2 separate regions of the Homo sapiens genome follow, and region 2 is linked to region 1. The links are chromatin contacts, found by Hi-C or POLR2A ChIA-PET in ENCODE. All regions are on one chromosome and are shown on one strand. The core of a region is the stretch at or near the end of the contact, and the rest is flanking DNA. Distances in the headings are between cores, read along the strand shown.

What was found. A loop is a pair of places that touch in the nucleus more often than their neighbours do. ChIA-PET counts read pairs that join two places held with the same protein, here RNA polymerase II (POLR2A). Pooled maps may share reads with other maps.
Region 2: a map of heart right ventricle shows a loop between it and region 1 (2.1-fold over the local background). The contact joins two enhancer-like sites. A Hi-C loop is called at or near these places in 7 of 168 maps with a recorded cell type or tissue (Right ventricle myocardium inferior, cardiac septum, heart left ventricle and 2 more) and 2 of 50 pooled maps. POLR2A ChIA-PET finds 5 or more read pairs at or near these places in 3 of 52 experiments (A673, PC-9 and activated T-cell).

Annotation. Positions count from the first base shown.
Region 1 is chr7:46,930,118-46,937,972 of GRCh38, forward strand. LOC124901626 (a long non-coding RNA gene) reads right to left here and starts at 7,380. Exons shown (of 2, transcript XR_007060316.1): 1 at 7,317-7,380. Within about 2 kb of position 2,799, at least 10 of the 41 ENCODE cell types and tissues checked have a DNase peak (open chromatin) inside an H3K27ac peak, as active enhancers do; they include heart right ventricle, where a contact is called at or near this core.
Region 2 is chr7:47,041,288-47,048,949 of GRCh38, forward strand. The region is part of intron 2 of LOC105375268 (a long non-coding RNA gene); the gene reads right to left. Among named protein-coding and RNA genes, the nearest start is that of SNORD151, 420 kb to the right of the region's middle. Within about 2 kb of position 4,012, at least 4 of the 41 ENCODE cell types and tissues checked have a DNase peak (open chromatin) inside an H3K27ac peak, as active enhancers do; they include heart right ventricle, where a contact is called at or near this core.

The sequences.
Region 1 (7,855 bases), core at 1,549-4,048:
GCTGGCTTTCTCGTGGTGGCTTGTTTCTTTGTGTACTTGGTGATTTTCAAATGTGAGCTTATATTTCATGTTTTTCTGGATTTTATTTGCTGGAATCCTGGAAAGCATGGGTTGAAGGAGCAAACCTTCAGAAAGTCAGAGCCAAATACAGTTTGTTTCTGCCAGTTACCCTAAGGCATTCTTACCCATGTGTGACTACATAATGTTAATTTCTAGGATTGGTATTCTCTGTGCCATGAAAGTAATGTAAATCTGAATTCCTGGGGACATGGAAAGCCTATGATTTAGAAGTTTTGAAGAGAGAGTATTATTTTTTCAATGAAAGCACAGGTTAAGACAAACAAGTGCCAGTACAGTCCAGGGCTGAGTCAATCCCAGAGCCCGCAGATGAGTCAACTCCATCTAGCAGTAATCCAGATGCTCTGCCGCACACAAGGAAGAGAGAGAGAGACATGAAGAAATCAGGCATAGACTCTAACCTTTAAGAACTCACATAAAAGTGAGGCTGATGGAAATGTACACCGCTAGTAGTGATGCAAGGATTTAAGATTCACCCTCTGTGGCAGCATAAGCAAAAGTCTACCTGTGGCTGATTAAGGAAGCAGTGAAGCAAAAATCTAAGCATGTGGTATTTGCACTGAACCTTGAAAAATGGCGACCATATTCACAGGCCCCCAGAAATGAAAAGGCATTCTAGATACAGGAAAACATCAGCAAAGCATGGACGGCGAGGCCATGTGGTGGATTTTAGAGGTAGAGCCTGAAGTAAAATGAGAGTTGCACAGGAATGTCATGAGAGCCAAGATCAGAGCAGTCTTGTGCTTTACCTGCCATCTAAGGCATGTAGATTTCACTAAGTAAATAAAAGTGAGCCAACACAAATCTACAACCAGTGAACTTTCATGTCAAATCCTCCTACATATCCATAAACAGCAACCATTCTACCCTGTTCCTCAACCTGAGCCTTAGTTGGTTTTAGATGGTACCAAAACAAGTCGTTTGATAGAGCAATATTCAGTAAACTTTTTAAAACATAAATATGATGTGAACAATTCAAATTACGTTGACATTTTTCCTGAGTTTCCATGTTTGGGGCAATCTTTAAGTAACCTACAAGTGTTTGATATCATGATACATCCAGCTTATGTTTATATTAAATCAAAATGGACAGGAGAGGAAAAAATGTTAAGGATCCCAGTGTTTGATGTACCTAATGCAAATGATTTATGTCAATGTCATAACTTTGTAAGTAGACCCTCCTATGAGCACTTTTCTACATTTCTGTGGACAGCCAGTCAGAATAGACTAAGGGGTAGCTCTATCTACTAGGAACATTCGCCCACTAATATCTTCAATAGGACGTAAAAGATAGGTAAACAGAGGCCATAGAGCAAGGCTGTGTCAATAAAGCAAAGGATTGTAAAGTTAGATTTTTAGAGATGTTAAGTGGCTGAAAGAAAAGGCTGAAACTAGTGAGGCAGTGTTTCATGGGGTAAAAACATCTACCTTTGATTCTCTCACTTCAACTAGACCCAAGCAGAAGGGAACTTATTTAAACAGCAGTTCATGGAAGAAAAGCCATCATAGGCTACATCATCAACTCAAAAATGACATACCCGTGAAAGCTCTGCCTAAACATCTAAACTCAACATAGGCAGCTTTAATGTAAATGAATAGTGGAAACCTAAGGATACGATGTTTTGTTGCACTTGCCATTGGATTACTGTGCTTGACTTTGAGTCACTGCAAACTGCCATGTGTTTAGAGGTGATCCTGGATGTTGCAGGGGTCCAAGACCCAGGAGATCCTGGATAATTTAAGTGGCAAGTAGCAGACTTCATGGAGGACATTTAGTGTAAGAAAGGAGAAAACTTAGGTCCAACATGTAGAAGTTTCAAATAGAAAAGTTTTGATGTGTCACAGCAGGAAGTAAAAAAGTATCACTTCCACTCTAGGAGGATTTCCTATCAATTTGAGCTCTTCTAGTTTAATCACAGATTTTGTAAAATAATGAGGTCTGCAAAGGAATTTAAACAGGGACTACGCAACCACTTGATGGGATATTGGGAATATCTACATCGTGCTGGACAAAAATATAAATGGTTCCTTGTGTGGCTTTGGAACCCAGATTCTCCTGCATCATCATTCTACATTGGTGCCATGAGGGCCAGACACTCTCACAACACTGCCCTTCTTGCTGAAAATATCAGTAATCTCCTTCAAACAGATAACTTGACTTCACCAGACTTTTTTCAGCACTTGGCAGCTATATAAACTTTTTATTAGTCCATTTATTGTTTATTTTGCACTGTTTTGTTTTAAGCATAAAGGGGTGAAGTACTAAAATATGTTTAGGGCCCATATCCCATTAAATCACAGATACTCAGTATGGCTGAGCAAATGTTTACTTCCCAGGGTCAGCCTAAACAAAACGAAAACAGCAGTCCCAAATATTTCCTTTGCAGAATAATCACAAAGGCTGTCTCTCCTGAAATCTTAATCCTAATCTTAAATATTTGCTGTCCTAAAATGAGGAAAGTCCTGTCAGTAATTGTATTATCTGTTCTTCTTCATGCTCATCATAAATGCCAAAGGGTAATTCTTCCTAGAAAAATCAATCTTTAGTGATAACACGCAATGTGTTTTTAATTAATGAAGCTGCTTGATGCTGGCAGACTGGAAGTATCTTATCATCACATGCTGGGGAATTCACACAGGGTCCTGTCTGTGCATGCCGATCCCTGGAGCCAAAGAAAAATCTCCTGTCATTAAATCCTCTGCTGAACTAGCCTACATACTAAATAGGCAGAGGATCACGCCAGCCATCATGCTGGATAAGTGTATCAAGATATAACGCATGCCAGAAGCTGATGAAATACTTTGGCAAGAGCAGTGACCAGTTTTGTTATAATAAGTTGTGGTTTATCTCCAGTGTGGAGGGGAGAAAACTCATTTATGATTGCTCAATATTCTTGAGCAAAATACGACTGTCATCTGAATCCAGAGTAGAAGAGAGGATTTTTGTTTCTTTGTTTCTACGTTTATTTTGTTTTTAAGAGGAAAAGCAGCTTCTCAGTTGATGGGCAGTGGGAACAACACTGGATTTGTGAAGAGGGCTCACTGTGATTGAGTCACTTCACTTTTTTCCTTGCTCCTATACTTGGTACAAGTCCCCTACCCTCTCCAAGACTCATTTCCTCCTTTCTAAAATGAGGACAAGAGCACCCACTTCAGGATGAACACACAAGTTAAAGCGTTGAAGCACATTGTAGGCTATACAGATAAAGACATTGTTATTCTTTCTAGAAATAATAATTATTTGTTTCTTACAGACTCCACTAAAGTGAGAGTTGGAACTAAACATTCTCCAACATTCCTTTTAAAAAATTATCAAATTATTAGTTTTTAATTCCAAAATTTTAGGTTTTAGTTTGTAGGCCTGATTAACAAAAGCTACTTTTATTTATTTATTTATTTTTTTCCGTGTGTAGCCAAAATTGAATGTAGGCATGAAATGCAGGGAATTTTTGGATAATGGGACAGAGAGGTATTTATTGTTTCAGAAAGCACTTCCTGAAAACATTTATAACCAAAGAGCCAATAAAATGATCGGTTCAGAGATAAGTATACTGGAAGGAAATAATGACCATTGCAACACATGGCTAAACACCCTGGAATCATTCTTCCTTGTATTATTAAGCATAATTTTTACATTAACACAGAGTCAAAATAAAAGTTCCCTGCTGTGCTTACACAATACTCTGCAGCTGAGCAATAAGAACTTCGAGTGAAGTAAGGAGCAATTAGAGCAAAAGACAACTCAAACTAATTATTTTTAATCATATAAGTATAGCTTAGATCGACTCACCTGTAAAACAGGATAATTACCTAGGTATTGGATACTCTTTAAATGTTTGTAGGATTAAATTGACATTTCAGTTATAAGCTATTATTGAGTATTGGAACCAAACAAGCATGGAATACAATAGGGATAAATCAAATAATGTAACTACAGATAAATTATAATATAATAGAAGGATAATATTATTACAATATTATAACAATTATATCTACAGATCAAGGAATTTTGTAAAGATAATTGAGACAAACCAGATGGAAAAAACTTGTAAAGATGCTAAAAAACAAACAAAAACATATTGCCCTTGCTCACTTTCTTGGGCCCAGTATAGAAAAGACTAACTTCTGTATAATTTCCACCTTAGTTTCTAGGTGAAACAGTTGAACTACTGACCTCTGTGTAATTATTTCGTAATCTGCTTCCTCTTCATGAAACGTTTAGTCCAAATCTCTGTATGACCAAGCTTTTCCCATCTTCCAAAGCCCAGATGAAAGAGGTCATCCACAGAACTCCCCTGTTCCTCTACTCCACCATATTTCTCTCTCCTGCAAAGGAGTTCTCTCTAGCATTGACCTTGCAGTGGTCTATTCCATGAGGGCCAAATCTAAAGCATAGAGTCATGCACCACACAATGGTGTTTCCATCAACAACAGGCTGTGTATTCAACAGCTGTCTCATAAGATTATAATGAAGCTGAAAAATTCCTACTGCCTAGTGATATCATAGTGCAATGCATTACCCGGGTGTTTGTGGTGATGCTGGTGTAAACAAAACTACTATGCTGCCAGTTGTTTAAAAGTATAGTGCATACAATTATGTACAGAATATATTACTTGGTAAGATAATAAGTGACTATGTTACCACTTTATGCATTTAGCATACTATATTCTTGTTGATATTTTTATTGTATTTTTATACTCATAAAAAAAGTTAACTGTAAAACAACCTCAGGCAGGTCTTAGACATTGTCATCATAGGAGATGGCAGCTCCATGCACGTTATTACTCCTGAAGACCTCCCAGTGGGACAAGCTGTGGAGATGGAAGACTGATATTGATGATCCTGACCCTGTGTAACCCTAAGCTAATTTATGTGCTTCTGTCTTAGTTTTGGACAAAAATGTTTAAAAAGTAAGAAAAATAAAAATAGATACATGCCTATAGAATAAGGACATAAAGAAAGAATATGTTTTTGTAGCAGGTATATAATGTGTTTTTATTTTAAGCTACGTGTTATTGCAAAAGAGCCAAAAAGTTTAAATAATTTAAAAGTTTATAAAGTAAAATGTTGCAGTAGGCTAAAATTACTTTGTTACTGAAGAAAGAAAAAATACTCTTTTGTAAATTCAGTGTAGCCTAAATGCACAGTGTTCATAAAATCTATCATAGTGTTGAGTAATTGACTCACTGGGCTTTCATATTCACTCACCACTCACTCACTGACTTACCCAGGGCAACTTCCAGTTCTACAAACTCCATTCATGGTAAGTTCTCCATATATATGCACCCTTTTAAAAAATATTTTATCCTCTATTTTTACTTTACTTTTTTGATGTTTAGATATCTTTAGATACAAAAGTATGGAACCATTGTGTATACTCGTCTACGGTATCAAGTTCAGTGACATGCTGCACAGGTTTGCAGCCTAGGAGAAACAGGCTATACATATAGCCTAGCTGTGTAGTAAGCTCTACCATCTGGGTTTGGGTAAGTACAGTCTATGATGTTCACACAAGACAAAATTGCCTAATAGTGCAATTTTAATTTCTTAGAATGTATCCCCATTGTTAAGCAATGCACGACTGTATTCACACTTATATTTCCTGGTATCTTCCAACAGTGCTTACTTATGTCTGGTGTGGCCCACATAAAATTGATCAAATGACAAAAGAGTGATACTCTTAAAATAAGGTAAGTGGGTGTGTCTTGCAGGGTATGGAAGAGGAAATGTCAATAATACTGACCATTCAATGTAGGAAAATTTGATTTGGGACACCGTCAAGATATTACTCTCCCTTAATAAGAGTTGGCAGACCAAACAAGAACATATGGGAGAATGATCTCCAGTACTAACTGTTATTTTGCAGTGTACTAAATAAAAACTAACTTTCTTATACAGAATAAGAGACAAATTGTATTTAGAAATTGAATTTACAATTCACAAGAAGCTGAAAGAGTAATTTACACTCTGCAAAAGGATAGAGACTTAAGAAAAGCATAGACACCCAGTTCTATGTCAGAACCCGACAGGCACAGGCTCAAAGGAGCCCCATCTGCTCTAGAACACGAACCACTTCTTACTTAAGGCTTCTCACCAACATTCTTTTGAGAAGGGAAGGAGAATGTAACAGGAAAACTGTGCTATGTTATGTATGTAATTTTCTGTGAATTAAAATGAAAAAGCTCTAGTCAAATGCAAGTAATTATTTCATTTTGTGGGTTTGATAAATCTTTATTAAAAGTTGTATTGAACCTATACCAAGTTTAAAAAAAAACTTCTTTAGATATTATCTATTTATTCTTACGTGCATTCATTTATTTAGTGTAGGATTGTTGAGTGCACACCGTTGGATGATGTCTACATGTCAGGGATACAGAAAGGAAAGAAAAACAAATGTCCCTATCCATAAAGGTGGAGGATATTAAACTAATGTTCCCATTACTCGTGTATGTTTTTGGAGGAGTAATGTTAATGAAGGAAGATAATATGGTTTGGCTGTGTCCCCACCCAAATCTCATCTTGAATTGTAGCTCCCATAATTCCCACGTGTTGTGGGAGGGACCCAGTGGGAGATAATTGAATCCTGGGGGCGGTTTCCCCCATACTGTTCCCGTGGTAGTGAATAAGTCTCACAAGATCTGATGATTTTATAAGATGTTTCCCCTTTCACTTGGTTCTCTCATTCTCCCCTGCCTGCCACCATGTAAGACATGCCTTTCACCTTCTGCCATGATTGTGAGGCCGTCCAGCCACGTGGAACTGTGTGTCCATGAAACCTCTTTTTCTTTATAAATTAACCAGTCTTTGGTATGCAGTGTGAAAATGAACTGATAGAGAAGATAACCATATTCAGCAGTGTGAAAACAAACTGATAGAGAAGATAACCATATTCAGCTACACAGTGTTAGTGGATTAACCATTAGTAGGTCATGGAAACAGGAGTTGAGGATATGATGGAGTGTGGGATAGAGAAACAGGTGTTTTGCTTGGAGATGGTCCTGCCCCCCATTCCCACTACGCTACCCACCACATTTAGAGAGCATAAGTCTTAGGTATGAAGTAGTATATTTTTGATACCAGAAGCAGCATAAAAGAGGAAACTGGAGCTTTTAACAGCCAGAAGCCATGTTACCCAAGAAATCGGAAAAACATGCTTGATGTTGTGCTCCACCCCACCATCCCCAAAATCATACCCTCTCCTTCCATCCCAGAAGCAGCAAAAAGTGTGCTTACTCACAGATGATCAGTGATTTCTTTTATGCTGTAGAAATTCACTCACATGGCCTCCTCAAACTAATTTCCTATATCCAAATAAAAAGAAAAAAATCAAGAATCAACATAAAAGTATTAAATAAGGAAAATCAACTCAACCAGTAAAACTTGGTGAAATATTTAAGTACATAATAGATTAATAAATATATTAATAGATGCATAAAATACTTCAATAGATTCAAGAGGGTATTATATTTATTCTATAATCTTTAGTAAAAAGTATCAGTATTTATAAATATAAATATAATTAGTGAAATTGAAAAGGACAAAAATAAACAAGCAAAAAACCTTCAACAAATGACCAAAATAGCCATATCAACTCCTTATAAATTGGTTAAGAAATATAAATTATGTGAAATGAGTAATAAAACAAGTAATTAAATAATAAAGCTAAATAAAGTGTCATGTGCGATGAATGTGACAGAGATTAAAACCATGTAAAAAACTTTAAGAGATAAGGAGTAGCTCCTCTTGGGACATGATCTTGGAGCCTGTAGCCACAAT
Region 2 (7,662 bases), core at 2,762-5,261, 110 kb after region 1:
AATTGAGATTGCTGCAGACTCATACAGATTCGCAACTGCTAACATGCACACACACACAAATATAAATAATATAAATGACTGGATGTTTGGAGATAGAGACGTAGAGCTAGATGTGTTGAATTACCTTATGAACCTATGTTTTTAAACCTAAAGTTCTAGCAAAAGCATTATTTTATATATTATAATGCTTTTCACGATTGTCATTTCAACATCTGCAATAATAAATGCAATACCCAAAATAATAATATTTCATAGTTTGGAAAAATCACAATTCCAATGACACCTTTTTCTACAATTGGAACTTGAAGTATTTCTCTGGCCAATATTTCTTTAAAGTGCAGAAATAACATCTCTTGCACAAAGGTTTTTAAACTATTTCTTCTTTAGTACCTAAGTTGCTGGATGAAAGAACATGGTCACTTTGGGGGATCCTAGATACATCATAATAAACACTGATTAATCATTGATTTCATTGTTTCTAATATTGTTTGACTATTCTCGTCAGTACACTGACACTTCATTTCCTGCATTCTCCCAAATGCAATTCCTATAATTTTCAAATGAGAATGCTTTTGTGTTTACAATATTAATATATATTCAGTAGGGTTTAAATGCATTAAAGTAGAGTCAAGCAGTCGAGAAAGATTTACTGATAATCTATGTCATGCAAGCCACTTTGCACCTTAAGAAAGAATTCAAGGAAGTGTTGCAGACATACCTCTTCCACTCAAGATTACGGTCTTGTGAGAAGTTTGCCACATAGCCATACCCCATGACGGAAGGGCATTCACAGTACTTACCAGCATCACAGTCTCTTCAAGTTTTCAGAGTCAGAGAATATTCCCTGAAAGACCCCAAACCCAAATGGTGGGTTTTCAAAGACTGGAGAATGTGACAAGAAAAATTGCCTACAGAAGTTCATGGAGAGCGACCATGAACTTCATGAGGAGTGACCTCATGAGCTGAGGATTGACAGGAAGGTTTAAACAGCAATGGATGAGGACAGGTGGCCGAGGGATCAGCACACCCAGGAAGGGTGTAGACTCTATCATTTGGGCTGCAGGGAAGGATGGGGAGCAGCATCTTGAGGGGCTTCCTGAGGGTACTGGGAGCCTGAGAACTTCTGTGGGGCTGCGATGTCAGGGGACTGTCAGAGCAGGAGCTACAGAACAGGCTTTAGCTCAAAGAGCACCACTGGTCATAGTCCACAAGTCCCCAGTTAGGAACATGGAGGGAGGAACCAGTGTGGTAAGTGACACATCCAGGACAGGAGGAAAGAGAAGGCTAGAGAGGCAAAGTGTAGAGCACAAGGGAGTTGAGCTTCCCTGGGCCGCAGCATGAGGAGGCATCCAGCATGGGTCCCAACATGGACATGCCAGAACACAGTCCACCGGCAGATGATCTGGTGAGTTTCCTGAAGTGATTTTCCCTCACAGACTTAACTACAGGGTATTTAAGAACTCACAGAAACTCTTGGCCTCCTGCTTCCCTGTTACCAGCTGAGCCCTGAATCACTGGGCTCATGAACCTGCTTGGTCAGAATCACATCTGGGTGATGCAGAACAGCAGTCCCCAACCCGGAAAATTAGACCTTAGCCTCTTTAGTCACTGCATTGCAAGCCATCCTACAGGCCACCCCTGTTTGTCCAGAACGAGCAGGTCCCTGGTGTGGAGGACTTGGAGGACTGACCTGTCCTGAGCACCATTACCAGGATGAGGTGGCTGTATCCCCAGTTTCTCATCTAGGTAAATGGACTATGGGACTTACTATACAGGGTTATGGTGAGCATTAAAGCATAGAAGGTTTGAAGTGGCTCAGAGTGGAGCTAAATGGAAGTCCATTCCTTTCTTTATCTTTCACAGAAATCTGTTGTTATTTTAGTCATAGCAGCAAGGAATAAAAGCATCTTTTTTCCCACCCTGTCTGGGAAGAAAAATTAAATGTGGCTGAAGAAAAGAGGCCAAGAGTGGATAACTAAAATGATTGTCACAGTTACTTCTTTCCTGAGCAATTCTCCTAGTTCTGCTTAGGAAGTTAATTGTATCCCAACCACCTAAAAACCTCTTGCATATTCAAGTTGCAACAAGGTTGCCGTAAGCAACATGTTTTTTGAGACTGTCAAGTGTGTGACCCATTGGCCACTAGGATTCTCAAAGAGCTTGTTGGAGACACCAGAGGGATGGCAGGAGAGGCTGCTGCAATCTACATCTGAGTGCATAGAAGAGTTCAGTAGAGTCACTCCCTAACTGCAACAAGGAAACCAGAGAGCATGCATTATTCGTGGGAGAATATGAATACAGTTGTAGGAGGAGTCACAGCAATGTAAAATATTTGTGAATGATAAAGGAGTCACTTTGAGTTATTCCCAGGACAAAGCAAGTTTTCTTCCTATCCAAATCCTGTCAGATGTGCCCCATCCTCTGGTGTTGGTGCCCGCCTGGACCTAAGGTGCATTACGCTGATGCCACCTGTGCACTTTCTTCTTCACTGGACCTACGGTAGAAAGGCTGTGCTTGTCCACTGATGTGCCCTCCAGGCCACGCACCCTGCACTCTTCCAAAGACGGGTCCCATGAATCTTTGTTGAGAGAAGGAGCAAACAGATAGCCTGGCAATACATCCTGAGTCTCTTTCTCTGCTGCACAGAAAAGTTGGGGAGTCAAGGAGGAAAGGGGAAATGTACTAGGCATTTCATAGACTATATGAGAGAGGAGGTGGGTGTCTGCAAGACACAAGGATGTAGCCTTTAGCAAATCAGAGAAGGAAGAGCTAAAGATATAGACTCTTCTATGAGCAATGATGGAGAAGTTGAGATTATGCTATAGGTAAGAAATTAATCTGTCCAGTGGGAACCACTATACTCCTGCCTGGAATGCTCCATACAAGCAGACCTGGTGAGATACAAAAGAAAAAAATAATAACATAGAGAATCTGCAAAGAAACACCAAAGCAAATATATCTGTTCCTCTTGTAGGTACACATGTATGCACACACACATACTCACGAACATACATGCATACAAACACACATAAAAACATACCCACAAACATGCACAAAAATATACAGAAATTCAAAAACACAGGCATACACGTACACACTCACATATGCACATATCTGTGAACACACACATGTGCATGCATACATACATATACAAATATATGGTTTATCCTACAGTTTGCCTTCTGTTCTTTTCAGCTAATTTTTTTATTGTTGTTTAAGAAAAACAAAGGGTAAACAACAAATACTAATTTAATTTAAAACACTTAGAAGTGTTACGAAGAAAAAGGACCCTAGTTTGGGGCACCAAGTGAAAGGTAGGAAAAGTTCACTGTTTCCCTGAGTGGGAAGACCAGGTGAGCTGCCTCACTCACAGTCAGGCCTGCGGATGTCCTCTTCTATTAAAAGGGTCAAGATAATTGTTGTTACTTAGCAATAAGCCAGGGATGATCATGTTAATGGATTTGCACTTTCAAGTCTTTCACTGTGGTCTGTGGTTTAACTCCTAGGCCAGGACCAGCGGTGGCTGTGACTTAGCAAGGGCCTCTGATGCAGAAGACAGCACCAGCTGGCTCCATTAGACCTTAGACCACCTGCCAGCCATGTTTCTGTGCAGCAAACGTTCAGTTGTTATGTGGAATTAGTTTTGCTTTTTTCACTTGGCTGTTGTGAACATCAAGTAAGATCATCCACAAAATGGTCCAATAAAACATAATGATGCTGAACAATCATTTTGAACAATGTATGCATATTTGATGCATCAACATGCATTGGCCAGGTATGTGTAAAGTGCTGTGTCACTTATTTTTAAATGAATAATCACAAAAAGAAAACTTCTGGAATAAAATATCATGATACAAAATAAATATCTAGAACAAAATATGGGATAGGATAAAGTCTGCTTTATCATCAAATGTCCAATTTCTTGGGAAAATGAGAGACAGAAAGCCTGCAGCCAGGGCAGGATGTCACATGTATAATTAGTGCTCGGCCCAAGTTCCAGAGCCTCTGCCCTTTGACACAGGGGCCAGTGCTCTCTTGAGCGACTCTCCAGCTTTCTGCTTCCCAGAAACAAGCCTGGGAGGCAGAAGCAGATACAGAAGGTCACAGAAGAACATATGAGAAAGTAAACACAGCGAGATTCTCTGCCAGGCCCTGGCAGCCGGACTTGCAGCCTTCTTGGCTCCAAGGGATTAATTCTGAAGGGCAGGGGGAAGGAGGAGAGTAGACTGCATAAAATCACATTATCTCTGTCCCTTTTCCTTCAATTCCTGTGAGGAATAAACCTCAATTATATATTACAAGTAGGGCATCGTATTATCTAAGTGGATGCAATGGTGCAGCATTTACTAGGGCTTCTGTTTATCCATGCACCATGACACAGGGCCCTGACATGCCAGAGCCCTCGAAGTGCTTGCTGATTGTTAGTAGGATAGAAAATGGAATCCAGGCAGACACAGCTTCCGAGCACAGCTCTGACTTCTGCACCCAAGTTTGGATTCTGAATTCCACCTCGTACTTGGTGCCTGAGATTACTTCACCTTCTCAAGCCTGTTTCCTCACTTGCAAAATGAGGATGGTAACCGCAGTGCCCTGGGGATTAAATAAGATAATACAGGAAAACGCCTTAACCCCTGTAGCACTCAGTGTATGAGCTGTCACTCTTGTGACTCCATGCTGTCTGCCTAGGAAAAATGCAGAGCTGGCTGGAAAAAACCGATTATCAGAGAAACCAAATGCAATTTCTAAACACAGGGGCCAGTGCAAGGTTGAGTTTAGGAGTCATAGAAACAGAGGGTTAGGCTGAGGAAGTCATGGACAGAGAGAGAGAATTTTGCATGCATTTGAGAACATGTAAGTTTCTGGGGCTGGAGGAAAATCTTCCCTACCTTTAACCCATTTTCAATCGTACTTGATCATTGAAAGTAATCCCATTACAGAAAATGGTTGTTAAGATGCTTATAATCAATCAGAAAGAAAACTATATACCAAAACTTGGGGTAGATGACACCCTACCCTGCTAACTGGTAAAGTTTCAGCTAATTTGGAGTGAGGAGGAAGAAAGTTGCAATGAAAAAAACAGGGAACCCAAACGCTCTTGCTGATGAAAGAGCCTCAGTCATTGACTGCAGCACATCAAAGAGCACAAGATGGGTTCTGCATCTTTGTCTCCCATTTTGTTTTGTGCTGATTTCTCACAGGGCCTGTGTCTGACAAGTTTTGCACACTTAGCTGACAAAGGGGAAGGCCAGTCAGAGCCAAGAATTTTGGGCAAAAATAGGCATAATAATGAGACGGACACCTCAAGTCCTTCCAGGTATCAAGAAAAGTATCAAATCCATTTTAAAATATATTTTCAGACAGATAAAATATTAAGTCCAGATGTGGAAGCTGCAGTAGAGGGTGCAAGGAGCTGAGGCAGGGCAGGCTGATTACAGGTCAGGAAAACATGATTTCTTGCTTCATTTTTATGCCCTTGTTTAAAAAAAAAAGAAAAAGAAAGCAGGGTCTCAAGTCTTGTGAAATCAGCCATCCTACTCAAGGAATACACAGCTACTGGGTGCTTTTGTCATTTGCAGAATGGTACACATATGCGCTGATAATATTTTATTTTTAAATATCAATAAACTAAATGTTGAATATTCTTACAATAATTCTGTAAGAAAGGTGATTCTCAAGACGTGAAATAAATGAGGAGCTGAGGCTCACAGGTTGTGTGACCTTTCTGGAGTCTCAAAAAGAGCCAGGATCTGGCAGGGAAGGAGGCTCTGCAGCCAGAATCCTTGAGAAGCACAAAGTATGAACTTGGCGTCAGAGGCTGAGTGGGAACATGGGCAGGAGCTGTGGGCTGGGCAGAAGAGGCAGTCACACTGGAAAGGCTGGATCGCGAGAGCACACTGCCACACGGGGACCAGGCAGGAGAAGCCGCTGCACCTAGCTCACCTGCTTCACGCTCAGCACCAGGACTTGTCCCGGAGGGGCCAACCCCCAGCAGAAACACTCAAGTGCCCTTTACGAAAAACATCAGAAGGGGCTAATCTCCCATGAAGGCAATTTGCAAACAAACAAACAAGCAAACAAACAAAAACAAGGTTTCAAAATATACTCAGAGACCATCGGTAAGATTATCTCTGCTGCACAGCTAAATAATTTCTTACTGTTTCTCCTGTCTCAGCCTGTGTGCCTCCAGAGATAGCTATAGAGTCTTGGCTGAGCTAAGACTGAACTGATAGGAGCTTGCTGCCAAAAAATTAATAAAATACTTACACTCATCCCACAGGGGAACCTCAACAAGGAAGGTTAGGCAAATGATTTATTTGGCTTTCTGGACTGAGCCCCAGGAAAGCACATAAAAATGCTAATTAGAAGCTGAGAGAACATAATGAGTTCTTGAGAAACCAGGAAGGTGTCACCCTGCTTAGGCAAGACTTAGCTCTAAACCATCAGAGGCAAAAAATGACCCTTCTTTTTAAAAAGGACCCAGAGAAAGGGATTCCGCAGGTACCTCTTGGTGCCTCGTCATTGTATACATTTATAGTACAAGCGTTATTTTGTTACATGCAAATACTGTGTAGTGGTCAAGTCGTGGCTTTTAGGGCATCCATCATCTGAACAACATACATTGTACCCACTGAGTCATTTCTCAACACCCATTCCCCACCCCCTCAATACCTGGCTTTTTTCGGCTAACTTAGCCCATCTGTCTCTCTCTCTTTTTTTTTTTTTTTTGTTGTTGTTGTCGTTGTCGTTGCTGTTGTTGAGACGGAGTCTCGCCCTGTCGCCCAGGCTGGAGTGCAATGGCGGGATCTCGGCTCACCACGACCTCTGCCTCCCAGGTTCAAGGGATTTTCCTGCCTCAGCTTCCCGAGTAGCTGGGATTACAGTCACGCATCTCCACGCCCAGCTAATTTTTGTATCATTAGTAGAGACGGGGTTTCACCATGTTGGCCAGGCTGGTCTCAAACTCCTGACCTCATGATCCACCCGTCTCAGCCTCCCAAAGTGCTGGGACTACAGGCGTGAGTCACACTGCCCGGCCCATCTCTTTCTTGTATGTAACCTTTCTCTTGTATGTAACCCTCATATCAGTTTCTTTCTGTTTCTTTTACAGACTGAAACACCCCACAGGATGAAGGATGGAAGAGCAGGATAAAGTTGTGTTAGAAAACAAGACACAGCCAGGACAGAGCAGTGATAACAGCTCCCCCATGTCTGGTCAAAGCTAGGAGTAACATGAAACCATTCAGAAGCCCATGTGAGGGCAAGGTCACCAAATTCATGTGACCACTGGAAGAAAGGTGAGGTCTTCTTCATCACAGGGAATGCATGGGCTGGGCTATTGGAGGCTGAAGGATGTCTCAAGTGCCCAGCTGACACACTTGCTGGAGCTGTGGGAGCCCAAAGACGTGGCAATTGTGCGTCTGTAGAAATCTGCTCAAACTCCCTTTGGCTTCCTGGCCAGGGTCCCTGCCCTCCCTCCTGTCCCAGACATCCAGTGCCTTCCTTGATCCTCCCCACAGCTTCATTCCCTGACTCTCAGAGTTGCTCCCACCAGGATACTGTACTCATGCCTGACTCTCAAACTTATTTCTACCTTTGGGCTCTTCAGTGTTACAGATTCTTTCAGACACATTTTAGCGCTAACTGCCTATATTTGACACAATG